2 separate regions of the Homo sapiens genome follow, and region 1 is linked to region 2. A link is a contact called in ENCODE Hi-C or POLR2A ChIA-PET data. All regions are on one chromosome and are shown on one strand. Each heading gives the region's core, a stretch centred on a gene start or an enhancer-like site at or near the end of the contact. The rest is flanking DNA. Distances are from core to core; before and after follow the strand shown.

Region 1 (6,523 bases), core at 1,665-4,164, 160 kb after region 2:
TTAGCCAGGCATGGTCGCAGGCACCTGTAATCTCAGCTACTCAGGAAACTGGGGCAGGAGAATTCCTTGAACCTAGGAGGCAGAGGTTGCAGTGAGCTGAGATTGCGCCATTGTACTCTAGCCTGGGTGACAAGAGCGAGACTCCATCTAAAAAAAAAAAAAAAATAAGAAAGCAGTACAGTATAGCAACTATTTACATAGCATTTACATCATATTAGATACTTTAGTGACCTAAGGATGATTTAAAGTACATGAGAGGGCGTGCATAGGTTATATGTGAGTACTATACCATTTTACAGAATAGACTTGAGCGTATGTGGATTTTGGTATCTGTGAGGGGTCGTGAAACTAATGCCTGCTGGATACTGAGGGGCAACTGTATAGTCACATGGAGGGTGTTGCATTTTAGGCCAAGGAAACAGCATGAATAAATTGATGGGGGCCCTTATACATTTCCTCTTTGAGTATCATCAAGTACTTTGGTGCTGCCAGAGTTCAGGGGAGTGTAATACTCAGATTTTTTATGGTTGCAAGTAACAGGAAATTTGACTCAGAATTGCTTGGCATAAGAGGTTAGCAAACTTTTTCTGTAAAGTGCCAGATAGTACATATTTTATGCTTTGCAAGCCGCATAGTGGCCAGAGATAGGGGAGTTTTCTTCGGTAATTCAATGTCAACAAGGACCTTGTGTTCCAGCTCGCCACACTGTATTTCATAATGTTGGCAGCCAGCATATCCAGGGACTTCAGGGTCTTTTTCTATGTCTGGAGATTAAGAGGAACATTTTAATGAAATATTTTAAAAATCTGAGTTAATGCAAAAAAAAAAAAAACCCACGATGAACAAAATGTGAACATTTTAAATAAAGAGAGGACTCGCATTACTAATTTTTTCTTTTGGCCTCAGGTTCCAATATGGCTTGGTATGGCACTGAGAGTTAATGGCCAGAAATACAGTGGAATATGGCGTGTGTGTGTGTGTGTGTGTGTGTGTGTGTGTGTGTGTGTAGAGGGAAAGAGATGAACCACAAAGCCAGAAGAAATCTTAATCACAGAAGCTTAGTTCAATCAATTTTACAGGTGCAGAGCTGAGAAATTAAGTGTTTTCCCATGAATCAATCACAGAGATCTTTAAAAAGATTAAAGCTCAGATCTCTTGACCACAAATCCCGTGGATACTTACACAGCAGAGGCTTCTAAGACAGAGGAAACTCACATCTCTCCAGAAGAGGCAAGCCCAATGATTTGATCCAAATCAGGGCATATTCTAGCGCCACTCTACATAGAGATAGAGGGGTTTTTGTGTGTTTGTTTGTTTTTTTGTGATGGAGTTTCGCTCTTGTTGCCCAGGCTGGAGTGCAATGGCGTGGTCTCGGCTCACTGTAACCTCCACCTCCCAGGTTCAAGCGATTCTCCTGCTTCAGCTTCCTAAGTAGCTGGGATTACAGGCATGTGCCACCACACCTGGCTAATTTTGTATTTTTAGTAGAGATGGGGTTTCACCATGTTGGCCAGGCTAGTCTCGAACTCCTGACCTCAGGTGATCCACCCACCTCGGCCTCCCAAAGTGCTGGGATTACAGGCATGAGCCACTGCGCCTGGCCAAGATAGAGGTTTTAAAACAGTTAAGGGTCCCAGAGCACATGCATGATCTCTCTTTAGATACTGTGCCACTAAGGATTCCAGAAAAATAAAACATGGCCCAGAGATGCAGCCACAGCCTCTTTTTGGATGCCAGCGGTTCCTGTTCCTCCTCACTCCTTCCCATCCAAGTTTAGGGGAGCAAAGACTATCCTATGTGCACACGACAGTTCTGAACACAGCAAAAGTTCTGAATAAGGCAAAGGACAGCTGCAGCCTGCTGTTCCAGGTCTCACTTTTTCTTTGTCCCCTTATAGGCTTTTGCAAAGCTGTAGGTCCCATGGAGGGTGGGTAACTGGTTTACAAGGTCCAGGGATCTGTTCTAGGTCGTAGGATCAACTCATCTCAGTTTGCTTGGGGCTTTCCTACTTTTAGCACTGAAAATCTCAAGTCCCAGGAAACCTTCAGTCCCAGGCACACTGTCACAGCTGGTCAGAATCACTTTAGGTGCTTGAACCCAGGAGGCAGAGGTTGCAGTGAGCCGAGATCGCACCACTGCACTCCGGCCTGGGTGACAGAGTGAGATTCAGTCTCACACACACAAAAAATCACTGTAGAGACCAGCATCCACATTGGGACCCCACTGTGAGTTCCAGAGTCATTGTGGAGGTGGGGTGTTGACCTTTTCTCAAGAATAGGGTAGAACTCCAGCGTGTGGAGTAAAGGAGTGGATGAACTTGTTTTTCAAGCTGGGGGATAGGAACTTCTGGTAAAACCTGTCCTTCAGCCTCTGATAAGAATCAGAATCTTTTGGCCAGGGTCTGTAGGCTGAAGGCAATAAGGGTTTATCACTACCCCCATGGCACCGGGGCTGCAGGCCAGAGGTATCTGGTGAGGACCTTTGGGTGACAGGAAAGCATTGACACTGATAACAGGCAGACTAGAAAATGCTGAGATTCAATCCCTGCCACTCCTGGAATCAGGGCAGAGGGAATGGGGGCAGAAACTTTTGTATCCAAATCTACCTCCAGGGACTGGGTTTCTAGGACAACACTCCCTCCCATGCGGCCAGCCATGGAGCATCTCCCCAGTCACCTGGCTCAGCCTCCCTCCCAAGACAGGGCTGCTGGAGGAAGTGCTAAAGACATGAGATCCTGTCAACACCTGGGTGGTGTGGGGCAGTCTCCCACCTGGATTTTGAGAGGTGGCTGTGGACAGGAAGGCAAGAGTGGGAATGAAAGGTTGGAAAGTCCATCAGAGTTACCTTCCCCCTCTGGTGTGTGCGCACGCACGTGCACACACACACACACACACACACACACGTACATGCACATTTATGTACATTCCACCCTGATTAAAGCATTGTGAACTCTTATGAGAGGAAACAGAAATGTGAAGTCCTGACTGAGTCCACAAGTGAAATCTTAGTGAGTAAGTGTCTGAGCAGGAAAAGGAGTCCAGGTGCCCATTAGTTCCGGCAAATTCCCACAGTTCAGGATCTCCCTGAACAATTTCCACTGGGCTAGGACAGTCAGGGTGTTGTGAAGATATATTCAGCTTCTAGTAATAACTTCCAACATACTGGAGAGAACAAAGACTGGAGAGGTTCCAAAGAGATCACCTGCTACAGAAGGATCTGACGAGGCTGTAAGGTTATGGAATGGGTAGGAGGAAAGGTTAGGACTTAGATAGAAGGAGACTGGGGGGATGTGGAAGAGGAGGGAGTCAAGGGTTCCATTCAGAGAGGTGGGAAAGGTTCAAGAACAGCCTGCTTTGACATAGATAATAGTCTTTATTGCTTTACGGTTACTGATGTATATGTCTATTATGTCTAATTCGTCTTCCACCCATCCCCTCCACTTTCAATTTACAAGCTCCATGAAGACAGGGCTGTGTCTTATTCAACTGTGTATCTATGTTAAGTGCTTAGCAGAGTGCCTTTAACATCATACAGGCTGGGCGTGGTGGCTCACACCTATAATCCCAGTGCTCTGGGAAGTCAAGTGGGGAGGATCATCTGAGTTCAGGAGTTCAAGACCAGCCTAGTTAACACAGCGAGACCACATCTCTACAAAAAATTTTTTTAATTAGCTGGGCATAGTGGCATGTACCTGTAGTCCCAGCTACTTGGGAACTGAAGGAGGAGAATTGCTGGAGCCCAGGAGGTTGAGGCTGCAGTGAGTCATGATCACACCTCTGCAACTCCAGCCTGGCAACAGAATGAGACTTTGTCTTTGAAAAACAAAACAAAACAAAAATCATACATATATGTGTGAATATGTATAAATCATACATATATGTATACATATATAAACATATATTAAAATATATATACACATATGTGTATATATATGTGTGTGTATATATAGATAGATAGATAGATACACGTGTGTGTATCTATATATATATATATATATATATATATATATATATATATATATATATTTTTTTTTTTTTTTTTTTTTTTTTTTTTAGATGGAGTCTCACTCTGTTGCCCAGGCTGGGGTGCAGTGGCGCAATCTCAGCTCACTGTGACCTCTGCCTCCTGGGTTCAAGTGATTCTCATGCCTCAGCCTCCCAAGTAGCTGGGATTACAGGCACCTGCCACCACACCTGGCTAATTTGTGTGCTTTTAGTAGAGATGGGGTTTCACCATATTGGCCAGGCTGGTCTTGAACTCCTGGTCTCAAGTGATCCACCTGCCTTGGCCTCCCAAAGTGCTGGGATTACAGGTGTGAGCCACCACGGCTGGCCAAAAGTCATGCATATTGAAGAAACATTTCTGACAAAAATTGAAGTGGAATTTCAGAATGAGTTTATTAAAGTTTAAGACATATATCTTGGGACGAAGAATGTCTACCACAAATGTAAAAATAAGCCTGGTGAAACAAACTGATGTCCATATCCAAGCCCCCAAAATACAATTATGAATTATTTCTGTTAAAGCTTAAGTATAAAAAGTCACCCAGACTTTTTCATCAAGATCTTCATTGAGACCATGCACATCCTGTCAACCAATACAACTTTGTCTTTTTGAAAATAGTCCATAATTCCATGTAAACCAGAATGACCAATTCAGGTAAATCAGAAGGGCTTGGTATTTGCAACCTCTGTGTATTATGCAGGTTGGTTCTATGTCAGGGACAGCAAATGCCTAGCACCAGTGAGCTGCTGACTGCTTGCTGAAGCCATTGTGATGACATGTCATGACTCCTCAGGTTATGCATCTCTTCCATTTCTCTTTGATTCCTATTATTGTACTTCTTTCCCCACCTTCTATTCCTCTTCTATATTTTCCTCTTTGTCTTCCTGTATCAAAGAATCTAATCATTGCCCATGCATGCACACCCTTCTAGGTGTTTCTGTCTCTTTTCTCTACCACATCCCTCCCCAAGAGTGACAGCTGCTGGTTCCCACTCTTCCTGAGGCCTGATCGCTCAGCTTTTCCTTGGAGTCCATGAGGTTCCTTGGAGTCCACCGTCCTCCTCATACTTTAATTTGTCTAAGTAGATTTCTGTTCTTGCAACCAAAGTTACCCCAAGCCCTTTCCTTCTGGCCTCTGCTGTAGGATAGGCCTGCCAGTGGCACCTGGAGGAACTGCTCAGCCAGGACGTCAAAGGGCTATCACCCAGCCTGCATGCTATGAAGCATCAGAATATCTGGAAATGGGTGGATGTTGGTTGAATTTTCTATTTTTTAGTGGAATGTTTCAGCATCTTTTGGACAAGGCTCTCTGGCTAGCTTAAGCACCTTGTTAAGACCATTAAATGAATTTTGTGGTGCAAGACAAGGAAGATTCACGTTAATATTGCCACTAAGCCCTACCTATATGGGAGGCTTAGCTGGATATAGGTGATCAGGGATTTCTTTCTCTCTCTCTTTCTTTCTTTTTAAAGAATGGAAAACATTAAAATTGGGAAATAAAGTGGACTTTAGACTTTATCTCCCTAAAAGGAATGGCTGTAGAACAGCAAAACCTTCTTCTATTTCCAGAAGGGAATTGTGGCAAGAGAATAGAAGCTTTACGGGGAATTACTGGTATTATCAAAGGCTTTTCAAAATAGACTTGAAATGAATAGTTGTGTGCTGGTTTTATTACTGCTTTGCGAGTTTACATTTTGTTTTTGTATGGTATTTTTCTCTCCTCTATGAGATGGTTGCTAAGGCATGAGAGCAAATAACCTTTATTGTGTTGAATTTGGGACCGAACGCAATTATCTTATAATTTGGGTTCATAGTGTCATTTTTGACAGTTATATTATGAGCTTTTTGGGGAAAATTGAGCCCACATGCTGTAAGCTGCTTCCTCTTCAGTTGCCCTTCAAGTTACAACATCTATGCTCCTCTATCCCCCATTCATTTGCACTTGGGCAGCCTTGGGGCCAGATGCTGCTTGGAGGCAAACCAGACGATCCACTGTGGGCACTACCAAGCCACAGCATTGTCTGCTCTGAAGAGGCCCTGTCCCCTGTCATATGTTATTTCCAGGTGACTACATGGACATGGGTCTCAAGGGATGCTGCAAATGGTTATTACTAAAGGTATGTTGCATTGCTCACAACAAAGGGAAGTCATAAGTCAACAGAATTTTTGTACATCAAGCCAATGTTCTTAGTAGCCTTCGTGACTATTTCGGAGATGTTTTATCTTCCTTCCTTCCTTTCTTTCTTTCTTTCTTTCTTTCTTTCTTTCTTTCTTTCTTTCTTTCTTTCTTTCTTTCTTTCTTTCTTTTTTTTTTGAGACAGAGTCTCGCTCTGTCACCCAGGCTGGAGTGCAGTGGTGCGATCTCGGCTCGCTGCAAACTCTGCCTCCTGGGTTCACCCCATTCTCCCTGCCTCAGCCTCCTGAGTAGCTGGGACTACAGGCGCCTGCCACCCCACCCGGCTAATTTTTTGTATTTTTAGTAGAGACAGGGTTTCATGGTGTTAGCCGAGATGGTCTCG
Region 2 (6,586 bases), core at 3,021-5,520:
ATCCACAGACTGCCCCATTGGGGTTTCAGCCACACCAGCTTCCCCCAAAGACAGCATCTTGGTCATCTCCACGTCCCCACATAGCCTGGTGCAGAACTTGTTTTCAGGCTGAATAGCTGCAGGGGCCATTGCTTCCTCTCAGGGTAAGGCCCCACTTGAACCCCCGCTTCCTAATTTGGCAGGGAAGGGGGAACGGACCCAGGTGTTTCAGGAGTCTTTCAGAAATCAATGGCTGGATGCAGAGGGACAAGTGATAGGACGGGGAAAGGGAGGGAGAGCAAGAGGCACTGGGACGCAGTGCAGTCCCAGTGGAGGAGGTGGAGTTGGTGGGGGTGGGTGGTCTCCTTTATTCTTCGGGGAAACTCTTGTCTCAATATGTTTCTTTCCCCCTTGGCTTGAGTGAATGCTCTCTGACAATTTAGAAACAGTTTAAGCCAGGCGTGGTGGCTCACGCCTGTAATCCCAGCGCTTTGGAAGGCCAAGGGGCGGGGGGCGGGGGGCGGCGAATCACTTGAGGTCAGGAGTTCGAGACCAGCCTGGCCAACATAGCAAAACCCCATCTCTACTTAAAATACAAAAAATTAGCCAGGGGTGGTGGCGGGTGTCTGTAATCCCAGCTGCTTAGGAGGTTGAGGCAGGAGAATCGCTTGAACTTGGGAGGCAGAGGCTGCAGTGAGCCGAGATCGTGCCACTGCACTTCAGCCTGGGTGACAGAGCGAGACTCCATCTCAAAAAGAAAAATAAAAAAAGAAAAAAGAAAAGAAAGAAAGTTTCTGCCTGTTGTGGAAGAAACTGTTGCACGGAGCAGGAGCAACTGACATCCCCTCAATCCTACCTGGACCCTCTCACCCTCTCAGTTCTACCCAAGGAAGCCCAAGCCCCTGAGCTGCCCCCATCCCCTCGTCCATCCTGCGCTTTCTCCAAAAGCCAGTAGCCTTGACTGGGTGTTTGGGGAGGTGCTCTGGCCCAGCCTTTGGCCAAGGGCCCTCACACCCGCCCCTGTTCCTGCCCCTGTCCTCATCTGTTTGCATATCTGCAGGAGGTATTGCCCCCACTACCGACCCACCACCCCTTGTCTTGGTGACACTGGGAAGTTATTTGTGCCACTGGGAAGCAGCTGTCCTGGTGCTGGTTCCTGGGCACACCCAGGGACTCTCCCCAGCTGCCCTAACCTCGGTTTCACTTGTGGCATTTGTGTGAGGCTTTGGTTCTCACGTGCAAGGGAGGGGGGCCTGGTCAGCAGGCTGGCATGGGCACCACAGAGTCACAAAGAGGCTGGCACCTCTCTGTGCTACCTGGTGTGCCCTGATGTTTTGCCTCTTTTCCTCCTGTGTACCTCAACCGAGCTAGGGCAGCAGGTCACAGCTGTGACTCACCTCCGGCAACCCATATTAACAAAGTGCTGCCAACCAGGCGAGTCATGCCAGGATGCCAGGGGACCAAGGGAGTGTGGCCTATGGGGGAGGCTGGGTGCCCATGGCTCTGCCAATGGCTACCCTGGCTCTTGTCTTGAGAACGGCTCTGGCGGGAAGCCAGGCCAAGGCTGCGACTGGTCAGCACCCCAGGATGGTCCCTCTGTGCTGGGTTCTCCTCGGCCTCGGCTGTGCCCACCCGTGTCTGGGGTGTGTGCTGAGCTGGGGGCAGGTGGAGATGGCCTGGGCCTCCAGGGGAGAACTGGCTGTCTCCACCTTGGGGCCGAGAGCGGCAGGGGAGGGTTGGTGATGGGGTGGATCCTCCAGCGGGTCCCAGTTCCCGGAGGAAGGATGACAAATGAGTGTGGGTCGCTCCCTCTGTGGGACCATTTGCCTCGGAGCAGCAGGGAAGGGCGGCAGGTTCCCTGCCTCCCGTGGCGACTCTTTTCGGAGCACCACCCTAGGGATGTTCTTCTGCCCTCCGGAGACGTCGGTCTTCCCTGGGGCCGGGGCTCAAGGCCAGGGTGCCCCAAGCCCAGGCTCCAGGGTGTGCGGGGAAAGGCTCGGTCCTGCTCGGCGCGGCTCGCCCTGGGCACTAGGGGTCGCCCCTGCCCAGCGGAAGCCACGCGGGCGCGCCCGGTCGCCGCAGGTTTCCCCGGACCGGGAAAAGCGAGGCGTCTCCGGGGCGGGGCTGGGGAGGGGGCGCCTGGGCGCGGCGCCGGGACCCTGCTGCCCTGTCCTCCCGGCCGCGGCTGGACGGAGCGCGGGGCCGCAGCAACCAGGCCGGGCTCCCCGTCGCGCCCCTTCCGGAGCGGGAGGCCCTCGCCGAGGCGGAGGCTGGGACGCGCGGGGCGGGCGGCGGCGGGGAGCCGCGGGGCCGAGGCGCAGGGCGTTTTCCCCGGAGGTGCGGCGTGCGCCCGCGACACAAAGGTCTTTTAAAGACCTCGCAGCGCCCTTCCCGGCTGCGGAGGCTGGAGGCCCGGGGGGGCGAGGCCGGGGTCGGGGGTGGCCGCGCGAGGGGGCGCTGGGATCGGCCAGACCCCGCGGTTGCGCCCGGGCTGGGGCTCCCGGGCTCCTTTTGTGGAAAAGAGCGGAAAGCAGGGCCCTCTCCGGGTCTCTGAAAATGGTCAGTTCGGCTTCGCAGGGCTGCGTGCCCGGAATAATAAATTGGCTTCTCTAGGGTCGTAATCTGGGCCCCACCCCGAGCAGCTTTGAGCTGGTTCGCGCCTTCCAGGCAGGACTACTGGGAGTTCTCAAAAGCACCCCCGCAGTCGGCTGTGTCAGGATCACCTGGGTCCGGTGTGAACACGATTCCAGGGCCCCACCCCATCGCCTGAAGCGGAATCTCTGGGCGGGGCCCAGGAAACCGAGTTTTTGGTGAGTTCCCGGGTGATTCTGATGGCAAAGCCCATGTGGGAGCCACTGTTCTAAGGGCTTTTGGACAGGCAGTTGTGAAATTTTCCCCCAGAAGAATCTCTGGGGACCCAGTTGTCACACACCGCTGGATTCACTGCGGTGTTGATTCTGCCTCCTGATGAAGTTCTTCCCGAGTCTGACTTCGAGCCCGCCTGCTTTATTAAGCACGTTTTTCTCCAGTCGTTTTTTTTTTTTTTTAATGGAAAAAGGAACAGGGAGAAGGCTTTTCTCGAACCTGTTTGCAGAGAGCCGTCTTGCCCGCTTTGAGGGCCCTTTCTTGGGAGACCTGTTTGCTTTGTTCAACCTCTGAATTCAGCAGACCCCAAATCCACCAAGGCCACTAGCTTGTGAGTGAATGTGGTCCCTTCAGGTAAGGGCCAGACAGCCCCTGCCAGGGCTTGGGGAGGGTTTTCCTAGAGGAATCCTGGCAGTAAAAAAACCAACCCCCAAACTCTCCAAGTGCTGGACGCTGGAGAATCCCAGCAAGGAAAAGGAACAAATCTTATCTCATGCCGGAAGATAACCTCTTCCCTTTGTTGGCGCCTTTCCTTGCGTTCAGGATGAATTAAAATTCTTATCTGCTCTGCATCCAGTGAACTTGGCCTCGCCTTCCTGATTGTTTGCTGCGGCTGACTTTCCCAAGCTTTGCGGGGTTATTTTTGCCTCTGGGTGGTGGTCATTCCTTCCTTCCATGGCATTTGGTTCCACACAGTCACAGAAAAAGAGTAATTTAGCAAACACCCTCAAAATGGCAGGACTGGCCCCCAAAACCTACTTTCATTTTCCTCTGTTCTGGGTTGTGGGTAATTTCTTGACAACTACAAGAAAGAAGACAATGAGAAATGAATTGTTTTTTCCAATACGATTGTGAACAGATGTATAACCTCCTAGTCGCAGCAACGTTCTAGGAATCCCTTACACCACTTTAAAGGGGCAGGAAAATGGGCAGAGGTGCTGAGGGCTGGGTGAGTGCTAAGCATTGGCAGGGCTCAGCCTCATCCTGACGAGAGCTGCAGCCATAACCTGGGTCACCTTTGCTGTCTCGGGCTTCTAAATTTGGCAGCGAGAACAGACTCGCTTCCTTTGAGCAATTGATCTGAATAGCAGAATCCCATTCTGATGGTCCGAATCACATTTACAGGCTGTGGGGGTGAAGGCCGTGCTAATTGGCCACTTGCCTCACCACTGGCTTTGAAACAATCGCTTGTATTCTCTGCGCGGCAGGAAGCAGCAGACCCATCAAGGCCCTGGGCTCACTCTTTGTTCTGACTTTATGGCATTTTATGCCACAATAAGAAACACTGTGTACTCCGTGGGAGCCCATTGTGCCAGGCTGCAAGGATGTGGGCTCCGGTGCAGAGGGCCTGGTGCTCTTCCCCAGGAAGAAGAGGGGCTTTGTGACAGGCTGGGGGACAAAACAAGGGGTGCTGGACACTGTTACTGAGGCAACTGCCTGGCCAGTGTGGAGGCAGCTTTAGTCCCTGGGACCGTTTCTGTGCCCAAGGAGAGGGAGGGCAGGGGAAGGATGGAATTTCATCTAGAGTAGCAGGTCCTGGTTGCCTGGTAAATTATGCATCAGGACTGGGCTAGCCACTGCCTCCGTTTTCTCTGGGCTCCTGAGATAACCTCCACCTGCCTCTAGATTCTGTGCCAGCTGATCGTTATCTATCTCATCAACTCTTGTTCCATCAGGAAACTGCATCTTGGTGAGTGGGAAGTTTTTGTGACTGTGGACCAAACCTGGGCTTCCCATATTTTGGGTTGATCTGGGCCTTGGAGGGAAGAGCTTTCGGTTTTGTAGAAATGATGTGGATAGGAACTGGGGTAGGCACAGTCCATCCAGTCTCACACGTGAATGAACCAACGGGGATTTGAGAATGGCTTCTAGATCGTACCTGCCCCTCCGGCCAGCCCCGGGGCTCCCTTCCCCTGCACCTAGCCTGAAGTTTTCCACCATTAACGGCACACCTGGGGCAGAAGACAGAGTAGGGTCCTTGCTCCAGGAGATCGTTGTAATAATCAGATAGAGACAAGACCTGAGCTGGGAGGAAGCCAGGACACGGGGGATGGGGGACCAGGCCCTGACAAACGGAGTGCTCCGTGTGGGGGCTGAAAGGGAAGGAGGAGAGGGAAGGCAGGGCCATTTAGCTTCACCTCAAAGGTGGGGTAAAGTGAGGCTGGTGGGTCCTGTCTTCTCTGGAGATGCTCCCCGATGGGAGGAAAGGCCAGCTTCCTGCCGGCCACTTGCAGAAGCGAGCATCCAGTGCTTCCGCCAGCCTGTCCCTCACCCCAGACCCAGCCCTGTCCTTCCCATGTCTGATGCTCCCACACGGGCCCCCTTATTACCCCGTGCCATTGCAGCAGCCTCCCGGCTGGTTTCTTTCCCCTGCAATGTGGCTGCCCAAGTTCTCCTCCCAAAACCCACATCTCCTGGCCTGCCAATCCCAGGCTGGAAACTGTTCCATGGCCTCCAGAGCCGCTCACAAACCCTTCCCGCCCCACTCCCTGCCTGCACCTTAGGCTCATTCTCTGCCCTCCCTGGCCACACACCTCCCTGACTTTCCCCAAACATGCAGGTCTTTCCATGTCTCTGTGCGTTTCCATTTCCCTCTGCATGGAACACTCTTTCCCATCACACCTACCCTTGCCCATCTGCCAAACCCTCCAGGATTCTGGGTCAACATCATCCCCACGGTGGATCCATTGGTGAGAGCAATAATGAAGCAGGTTTGCCACCAGGCTCCCAAAGAAGTGGGAACACTGACTGCAAAGGGCACAATCTGATTGGATGAAAAGCGAGGCCTCAGAAGCATTGGCACGTGTCCGCGAAGAGCCTAGCTGGAGGTCTGTCCTAGAGGAGGGGCTGAAGGAGGGGCGAGAATGGCAGCGCTCCATTTCATCCGACTGCTCTGTGTTCCTCACATCTGACCCAACCTTCCGTTACAACACAGGCACATTTGTGGATACTCTTGGTTACATGTGTGTTCTCTCCTTAGATTCTGAGTCTCTTCTAGGAAAGGAGTGTCTTAATCATCTTTGTATTCCCAGAAGCTAGTTTAGAGGCTAGTATGTAGTAGGTTCGCAGAAAATCTTTGAATAGCGGCTGAGGTGGGAAGATTTCTTGAGACTAGGAATTCAAGACCAGCCTGGGTAAACTAGCAAGACCCCCATCTCTACAAAAAATAAAAAATTAGCCAGGTGTAGTGGTGGATGCATCCCAGCTCCTCAGGAGGCTGAGGTGGGAGGATCACTTGAGCCCAGGCATTCAAAGCTGCAATGAGCTGTCATCCCGCCAGTGCACTCCAGCCTGGGCAACAGAGTGAGACCCTGTCTCAAAAAGAGAAAGAAAATCTTTGAGTAAATAAATATATGTTGAACTTGGAAGTATTCCTTTACCTAGAATATTGTTCTCTGCAAATTTTGTACTATCACTTTCTCCAAAACATAACTCAGGACTCGCCTCCTGGAAAAAGTAGGTTCTTTTTTTTTTTTTTCTTTTTGAGACAGAGTCTTGCTCTGTTGCCCAGGCTGGAGCGCAGTGGCGCCGTCTCGGCTCACTGCAAGCTCTGCCTCCCGGGTTCACGCCATTCTCCTGCCTCAGCCTCCCCAGCAGCTGGGGCTACAGGTGCACGCTGCCACGCCCGGCTAATTTTTGTATTTTTAGTAGAGACAGGGTTTCACCGTGTTAGCCAGGATGGTCTCGATCTCCTGACCTTGTGATCCACCTGTCTCGGCCTCCCAAAGTGCTGGGATTAAAG

What was found. A loop is a pair of places that touch in the nucleus more often than their neighbours do. ChIA-PET counts read pairs that join two places held with the same protein, here RNA polymerase II (POLR2A). Pooled maps may share reads with other maps.
Region 1: a map with no recorded cell type shows a loop between it and region 2 (2.2-fold over the local background). The contact joins the enhancer-like site here to the promoter of MARCHF10-AS1 in region 2. A Hi-C loop is called at or near these places in 1 of 37 single-sample maps with no recorded cell type and 7 of 50 pooled maps. POLR2A ChIA-PET finds 5 or more read pairs at or near these places in 3 of 52 experiments (H1, HEK293 and T-cell).

Annotation. Positions count from the first base shown.
Region 1 is chr17:62,858,722-62,865,244 of GRCh38, forward strand. No RefSeq gene overlaps it. Among named protein-coding and RNA genes, the nearest start is that of MARCHF10-DT, 53 kb to the left of the region's middle. Within about 2 kb of position 2,915, at least 2 of the 41 ENCODE cell types and tissues checked have a DNase peak (open chromatin) inside an H3K27ac peak, as active enhancers do.
Region 2 is chr17:62,701,936-62,708,521 of GRCh38, forward strand. MARCHF10-AS1 (MARCHF10 antisense RNA 1) reads left to right here and starts at 4,271. Exons shown (of 3, transcript NR_147886.1): 1 at 4,271-4,534; 2 at 5,497-5,672. It overlaps MARCHF10 (membrane associated ring-CH-type finger 10), which reads right to left. Exons shown (of 11, transcript NM_152598.4): 10 at 3,604-3,646. RefSeq lists silencers at 1,922-2,331, 2,510-2,736 and an enhancer at 3,599-4,390.